Regions from separate parts of the Mus musculus genome. Here region 2 is linked to region 1. The links are chromatin contacts, found by Hi-C or POLR2A ChIA-PET in ENCODE. All regions are on one chromosome and are shown on one strand. The core of a region is the stretch at or near the end of the contact, and the rest is flanking DNA. Distances in the headings are between cores, read along the strand shown. Region 1 holds the start of Spindoc (spindlin interactor and repressor of chromatin binding). Region 2 holds the start of 2700081O15Rik (RIKEN cDNA 2700081O15 gene).

Region 1 (3,915 bases), core at 516-3,015:
ATTCCAAAATTGTCACTTACACTCGTGATGGCCAAAGAACTAGTCTATTAAGTATATGGTAGAGGGCTAGTGACAAACCAGTGTACAATCCCCAGAGCCCACACAAAGACGAGAACCAGCTCCCCGAAGCTGTTGCTCTAGCCTTCAGACAAGTACTCTGGTGCACAACCCATAAGAAAACAAATATATATAATTAAATAAGAATCTGGTGCAATACTAGGGCTACCCATCGCTTTGGAATCAAACAAGAAATAGGAACCACAGGGTGACCCAAGTGACAGGGTGACAGAAGGGCTGGAAGCCCAACAGGGAAGTGACACAAACCAAGGACTCACAAAGACACTGGAGACACAGCCTCACCTGCTCAGGAGGAGTTAGAACTCAGGAGGGACAGAGGGAGGGAAATAACAGGCTTTTCTTTTTCTTGCCTTTCAGGCCTTAGTCACAATCTCCCGGAAGCTTGAGTCCTGTAGCCAGCCCACTGCAAAAACAGAACAGACTACCTACCCAGAGGCATTGGGCAAAAAGCAAAGAACAGCCTTTAGGTAAGAACTATCCAGGCCTAGGAAATTGCTTGATTTGGAGTATCTTTTTAGTACTGGGTACATTTCAAAGTAATAGAAATTTCCTCAGTTCTTTCTATTGTGGCTGCTGTATGTGGTGTCAGCTCAGACCTTTAATCCTTGTGCCAGGGGAATGGAGGGAGGAGGAAAAGGTTTGGGGCAAGCAGGGTTACACAGATTCCAGGTCAGACTGACATGAAAGTGAGTCCTTATCTCAACAAAATAAAAGCTGGTTATGCAGTGGATGGGGGGGGGGTGGGTATGCCCAGGGCGCGCGCGCACACACAAACACACACACACACACACACACACACACACACACACACACACACAATATACGGTAAGTGAACTGTTTCTCTTCTGTCCCCTAGCCTCCTACATCATCCACAATTACTGTTTCTGGGCTGATAATTACTGTTGGTAGCACTTAAAATCAGAATTTTGAGTGCCAGACATTTTTGCCGTTTCTCAGCTGAAATCTAGCGTGTCTGGTGTGTGTATGTGTGTGGGGAGGGGATGTTATGCAGAAGTGTAAGTGCCCATTGTGACAGTCTTCACTCAGGCACGAATGCCAGGCAGCAGCGCCATAGCAACCGGATCCCGGTCTTGGAGGCTCTCAGGGGATTTGCTGTGTCCTGGGAAAAGGCCACACTCTCTGGACTCACGTTTTTTGTTTTGTTTTGTTTTTAACGTAAATTATATCCATCGGAAGCGGTTTACACACGCCCACACGCCACTCTTGTCCTCTTCATCTTCTAGAATCTTTGTTTAGGAGGATCCAAAGTGATTTTTCTTTCCCTAAAGCGTATGTGCTAGTAGAAAGGAACGAGGCCCAAAGAAATTAGAAGAGATGTCTCCACACTTCTGAGCCTATGTATCCTTCACACATCCCCACCGGTCTTTTCTCGTCTGTGTTGCCTCCCAGGCAGGCAGCTAGTCAGGGGAAAGCCAAGAAGTAAGATGCCGAGCAGCCCTTTCCTCCAGCCATTGGTGGGGATGCCCTACCGGGTCTCCAAGGCTGCCGGCGCCGCTCCCAGGAAAACTCCAGGCTTCGCCGCCGAGCAAACCGGCCAGAGACAAACGCGCTGCACAGGGTTCTGGCCCAGACCTGTGGCTGGGGCGGGGCTAGGGGGCGTGTCCTCACGTGATTGGCCAGCCTGGTCTGGAGGCGGGACTGCCGGACGGACGCTGACAATGAGCCTCCATAAAAGGGAGCGGCGGGGTTGGGGGCCCCGGATCGAACCCTCCCCGCCCGGGGTCGTGACGCGTTGAAGCCCGTGGCTGGCGGGGCGGCCGGGCGAGCGGCGGGTGAGCTAGGCGAGCCGCGGGCCCGGGGTGGTCCGGGGCAGGAGGCGGCCGCCACAGGCGGTGCGCCGAGGTCTGTGCGAACGTCCTCGGCTATCCGGTCGCCCTTCTTCGCCTCGCCATGGCCCTGAAAGCCAAGGGCGCCGCGGCTCTGGATTGCTTCGAGGTGACGCTCAAGTGTGAGGAAGGGGATGATGACGACGAGGCCGTGGTGGTGGCCGTGATCCCGCGGCCCGAGCCGATGCTCCGAGGTGAGGGGGGGGACACCTCACTTCCGCTTGGTGGTCCGGGACTAGATCTCCAGGTCCCGGTCCCCGGTTCCCGGTCCCCAGGCGCTTCCCTGGGCCGGCATCTGCAGCCCCAGAGGGCCCTTCCCTGTCCGGTCCGCGGCTACGGCGCCCTCGCTCCTCCCCCACCGGGTTTGGAATCCCAGGCCTCTCGGAGCCCCCCTTCCTCCGCCGCCCCTCCCCCGCTCAGGGTCTAGAGACTTCCATCCACACCGAAGGAGCGGTTCAGGTCTTCCGGTTCCCTGCGCCCCCTCGGGCCCAGAGTAGAGGCCGGATTCCCAGTACAGTGGTTTGTGCCCGGCTGTTGTCTCCCGGTTCCGGTCTGTTTCTTAGGCCGAGGGGCGACCAGGCCTCTAGGCCCCAGGCTAGTCCCCCGTAGTGATAACGGAGGTGAAGGCTGGCGCGGCTGGCGACCTCCAGAGAGGGGAAATAACCCAGTAAGTAGAAGCCTCCACCCGTCCTCAATCCTCTAGGCCTTCTGTTTCAGGAGCCACAGGTGTCAAGTCTAAAACCCGGCATTTGAATGGAATTGCTAGTAGCACCCCGTTTGAGAAAAGCGGGACTTGCTTGGGGGTGGGTAACAAGCCATGTCATCTACATGGAGATTAGTCACCAAAGGAGGTGTTTGAGGGACAATCTGGGAATACATTGCTCTCCCTTCCCGTCCTCCTTCCCCAGCCTCTCTGGTCCAAAGGAGAAAACAAAGAGCTACCTTTGTGGAAGATAATTAGTCATGAAAAATGCAAATATTTCCTTAGGGTGGAATACCTGTTTCCCTTAAGCATGACAGTACCCAGAATAGATTGAGAACCAAATTGGTCATTGTGTTTCTTTAACTCATTTTTGGAGATGGGAGGGAAGGTTAGGAAATTGGGGGGTGGGGCACATTCCTCTCACTGTTTGGTGCATCACACAGGTTATTTTTTACTTGTGCTGGTTTATAGAGTGCTTAACCAAGATGGCTTCATCACTGTGAGAGGGAAGTAGACATCTACAGAGGTTCATTCTTCAGCTTTAGTGGGCAGCTATATGCCAAGCATATAGCTTCAGGCAGAGCTGAGAATGGTAAACAGTAGGGACCAGGGTAAGTGAAACCCTGCTCTTAAGTGTGCATCCAGTGGTAGCCAGCAGGTAAATATCGAATAGTATGTTAGGTGGCAGTGAGTTCTCTTTGTTGTGTGTGTCTGTGCCTGTGTCTGTTTGTCAGTTGCGTCAAGTATGAAGAGATCTGGGCAACTCTTGGGAGTCAGTTCTCACAGCACTGTGGCATTGAATTTGGTTCATCAGGGTTGGCAGTAAGAGCTCTTACTAGCCCAGTCTTCTCCCTGCCCAGTAATCAGTTCGTTTAGAGACTACAGAATGGGGATAAAGAGAAATGAGAGGCTAGTTAGAATTTGTTTCTCTTGTTAGGAAAAGTATCTCTAGTAAGAATGAAAGAGAGCTTAGAAGACCAAGTGGAAAGATTTTAGAAGCCTCTTGGCTTAGCTCAAGGTTCTAAGAACATCTAGAGTATGAGAAAGTGGATGAGTTCAAAGTATTATTCTTTGGGCTCAGCACAGTGGTGCACATCTTTAATTCTGTCACTCAGGAGGCAGAGGCAGGCAGACTTGGGAGTTTCAGGTCATCCTAGTCTATATAGTTGCAGGCCAACCAGAGCTATAGTGAGATAGTTTTGGTTTGGTTTGGTTTGGTTTGGTTTGGTACAGAGACAGGGTTTCTCTGTATAGTCCTGGCTGTCCTGGAACTCACTCTGTAGACCA
Region 2 (3,915 bases), core at 511-3,010, 35 kb before region 1:
TATCTCATTTGTGCTAGCAGGGATGTGGTTGCTGCCAGCCCTCCCAACAGTGTGCACTTCTGGGGCCTCTCCAACCATTAGTGTTCTTTCACTTTGTCAAAGACACCCAGAGCCCTCCTTGCAGTGCTGGCTGACCATTTTTTATTTAGAAAACTGTCTCCTGGCCACAAAGACGAAACAAGCAGACTCTGGCATTCTCTCAGTACAGAATCCCAGAGTCAGACAAACAAATGACAGGATCAGAGAGGGCTCTTGTCCTCGTGTGGAGTTGTTTGGTTTTTTGGTTTTTTGGGTGTTTTTTGTTTGGTTGGTTGGTTGGTTTGGGGGTGGTTTTTTTGTCTGTTTTGGTTTGAAGGTTTTGTTTGTTTGTCTTCCATTACTTTTTTTTAAGGTAGAGGTATAGAAAAAACATTAGATTCAAGATCTGGCTTCACTGGTGCCTTGCCCAGTGACCTTTGGTAGGTCAGTCACATCCGCTCTCTGGGCCTATACGCCTTTGTCTGCAAATGCACTGACTGAATAGCTAGCATCCTACTAAGCATCTTTCCAGTGCAGGACCACTGTTAAATCTAAGGCAGACTGGCCCTTTAAGAGCAGAAAGAAGAAAAAAATAAAAGAAAGAAAGAAAGAAAAAGGAGGAGCTGAGATTTTTTTCAAAAAAATAAAAAGGGGGGGTGGGGGGCGGGGGCTTATAGGGAGAGGAGCTCAAAGAGTAGAGAGCACTCTCCCTAGTACGGATGGAACCTCCGCTGATCTAAAGGCAATGAACCTTACAGAAGGGAGACAAAAAAAAGCAGTTGGTTTTAAGGGCCAACTAGGGCCGGCAGGTCTTGGTACAGCTGACAAACTGGGGCCAAAATCGATTCTGAAACGCGACAACGCACGGGTGGGGCATCCACCTTCGTGTGCGAACCCATCCCTCACTAAGACCTTCCCGACGTGGGGTATGACAGACGGGGGCCCCCAGGACGCAGGCTGCGCTTTGTTTCTCGTAGCGTAACCGTGAAGGGAAGAGTTCACGTCTCCAGCAAGGCCACGCAGAAAGGGATGGCATAACCGAGAACAGCGGAATCCCGAGCTATGCTACTCTGGGGAAAGCCTCAGAAAGGGACAGAGGGACTGGGAAGCCTTTAAAAGACAGACCACCTGGGAGTGTGAAAGAGAAAGGGCGGGAGCCGCAAGTTCCAGCACCTCGACTCCCACGTCGCTGCCCCCCCCCCCAAAAAACGAGCAACGCGGGGCCCTTTAAGGAGCAGGGATCCGCCCCAGCCCGGCGGGCAGACCCCGCCACGGGCAGGGAGCGCCCCGCGGGCCTTGTAGCTGCTCTCTGCGCCCACCAGGTGGCGCCCCGAGCCGCCCTGCGCTCGTCCCCCGCTTTGTTCGGCGGCCGAGAGGGGCCCGGAGCCGCAGCCCTCCCCTCCCCCACGCCGGGGCCCCCCACCCCCGGTCGTCGGCCCCAGATCTTACCGCCGTCGTCCTCCTCGGGCTCCGTGCCGCCGCTCGCTGCGGTGGGCGGCAGCCGTCGGCCCCGTGCCGAGGTCACTGCGGGCCCGGGGCCGCCCCTGCCGCCGCCGCTCCGGCTCCGGTGGTCCCCGCCGGGCTCCATGCGCTGCGCTGCGGAGCGGGGGCCCCGGGGCGGCGGGGCGCGGGGCCGCGGAGCCAGCGGCGGCGCACGCGGGGCGCTCGGTGCGCGGGGCCCCCGGGCGCGGGGCGCATTCACGGGCGGCCGGCCGCACGGACGGCTGACTGCTCGCTCGGCAGCGCGGGCTGGACCGGGGTGGGGATTCCTGTCTGGGGCCCCTGGGGCTCCTTTAAGGGCTCCTGGGTAAATTTAAAGGGGCCGCGCGCAATTTCCTCCTGCCAGCTCGCGGGGGGCTGGTGCGGGGAAAGCGGGAGGTGGCAAGTCCGCAACGGGCGCTTGTTACGGACGCGGGGAGCACGGTCCTCAGCGCCCTCGTGGGTCCGCCCTGCCGCGTCCGCAGCTGCAGCTCCGGCTGGTAAAGAGTCGCCGAGGTGACCAGGGGCGCCCGTGTCCAGTCCGCTGCGACGCGCTTCAGCCACCGCCCCCTCGGGGCATCTCCGAGCGCGGCTCTCCGCAGCCCGCTAGCAGGGGACCGCCCGGTGCGGCGGCACCGTTCCCCTCTCCGGGGTGCCTCGTCCTCCCGCAGGAGCTGGGCGCGGGCCCCAAGCAGACGCGCCTGGCAGGGGCCCCAGATGGCCGCGGCCCCGCGGAGAGGGTGGAGCCGTGGGGGCTGCCGCGCCCCCTCCCGCGGGAGCCTGGGGCTAGCGCTGGCAGCTCTGGCTTCTACCGGGGAGGGGCGGCGGGGCGAGGTTTCCCTGGAGCCGGCCAGAGTGAGGGCGGCGGCCGCGAAAGCGCAAGCCGGGAAGAGGGGCGCGCAGAGGAGTGTAAGAGAGCTAGCACGCTGCGCCTGGCCAGCCGGCGTTCCGAAACAGAGGTGGCCCTGGGCTGGAAGCCGGAAAGAGAGGGAGACTGCGGCGGTGATTCAGGCTCCTGCCCCCGCAGGCCTATAGGTACCGGGTGAGGCACTCCGCTCAGCCCCGGGCTCCTGCACAGGACGAAGGTGCAAAGAAGGGACTGGGATCCTGGTGATGGGCAGCTGGAGATTCGCATCCCTAGGCTGGAAAACCCTGGGGCGAATTCTGGCTTCGGCCGAGGGACACCTTCAGGTCTCAGGCTCCCGGTAAGCCTGGAGAAGGAACCTCGAAAGGTTGTAGGGTCGAGGCAACCTGGGGTCCTGCCAGGGCCAGCTGGAGAAACAGGTCCTCCCTTAGCCTTTGGTTAGTCGTCCACAACAAAGCAGAGGCCTGGAGATCCAAATTACAGGATGCCAGAGACCATGAGGGTCTAGAAGTGGGTTTTATTCCCTCCCTGTCGGGGAGGCACACCACAGTCAAAGAAGGCACCATTCATGGAGTCATTCTCACACTTAACACCTACTATGTGCTACAAGAGCTGACACTCTGGACATGCAGCAGTGAACAAGATTGCTACTAATGCGGGTAACTTAGACATCCTCAGTTTATAAAAAGGAAACAGTTTCAGCCCCTTGGGAGTAAGGAAACTATTAAATTACCCGACCCACAGGAAACCATTCTCCGAAGTGTATATGCCAAGAGGACAAGAGTCACTGGTGGAAATCACACACACACACATACACACACTCACACGTAGTCTCCGGAATGACTTGGGAGAGATTTCACCTTGGGGAAATATAAGTCCCTTTCCATAGCACTGCTCTCCCACGGTTGGCTGCCCTTCAGTTCACCTCTTGGACTGAGCAGAGCCACATGCTCATGGGACGGATGAATGCCGGATGCACCACGAAGTGGAAGGTTGCTAGGCCCAGGAACACAAAGAAAAGGACAAGGAAATGGCCTTTACATCTTACCATGTAAAACCTAAAAAGATGCTAGGGGTCATGGAGCGCGCCTCTCACCCCTGCACTGGCAGGCAGGTAGGTCTTTATAGGCAAGGGGGAAAAAAAAGGAAGGAAGGAAGGGCTGGATGTGGTGGCAGGAAGCTCTGACTCCAGCACTCTGGAAACTGAGGCAGGATGATTAGTGTTAGCACTAGATTCTATCCAAGAACCTATTCTAAGGGAATAAAATAGTCCAAAGCAACTAGTGACCTAAGTGAAAGAAGTCTGTCTTCCTAAGGCCTCGTGCTTTATCTAGTTTAGTTTCCAGGTATAAGAACCAGCCCTGCAAAACACTTTGGGATCTGTCCTTTCTGATATTATTTATAAAAGGTAATCTTGTTACCAAAAGAAAGCAGTCACAGCCACCTGTCTCTATTTTTAAGTTGCCCGTCCTCACCTCAAAGCTCCACAAGCATTTTCCATCCATCCTTTAGTTCTCACAGCCAACCCATGAACGTGGAGCTGGCTGCTAAGA

What was found. Hi-C counts contacts between places; a loop is a spot of excess contacts on that map. ChIA-PET counts read pairs that join two places held with the same protein, here RNA polymerase II (POLR2A).
Region 2: a loop to region 1 is called in a map of gastrocnemius, with 7 times the contacts of the local background. The contact joins the promoter of 2700081O15Rik here to the promoter of Spindoc in region 1. A Hi-C loop is called at or near these places in 16 of 37 maps with a recorded cell type or tissue (T-helper 17 cell, adrenal gland, gastrocnemius and 3 more). POLR2A ChIA-PET finds 5 or more read pairs at or near these places in 4 of 5 experiments (Patski and embryonic stem cell).

Annotation. Positions count from the first base shown.
Region 1 is chr19:7,380,876-7,384,790 of GRCm38, reverse strand. Spindoc (spindlin interactor and repressor of chromatin binding) reads left to right here and starts at 1,765. Exons shown (of 6, transcript NM_001033139.3): 1 at 1,765-2,119. The coding sequence starts at 1,990. It overlaps 1700105P06Rik (RIKEN cDNA 1700105P06 gene), which reads right to left and starts at 1,788. Exons shown (of 1, transcript NR_045703.1): 1 at 1,230-1,788.
Region 2 is chr19:7,415,470-7,419,384 of GRCm38, reverse strand. 2700081O15Rik (RIKEN cDNA 2700081O15 gene) reads right to left here and starts at 1,760. Exons shown (of 5, transcript NM_175381.6): 1 at 1,468-1,760. The coding sequence starts at 1,606.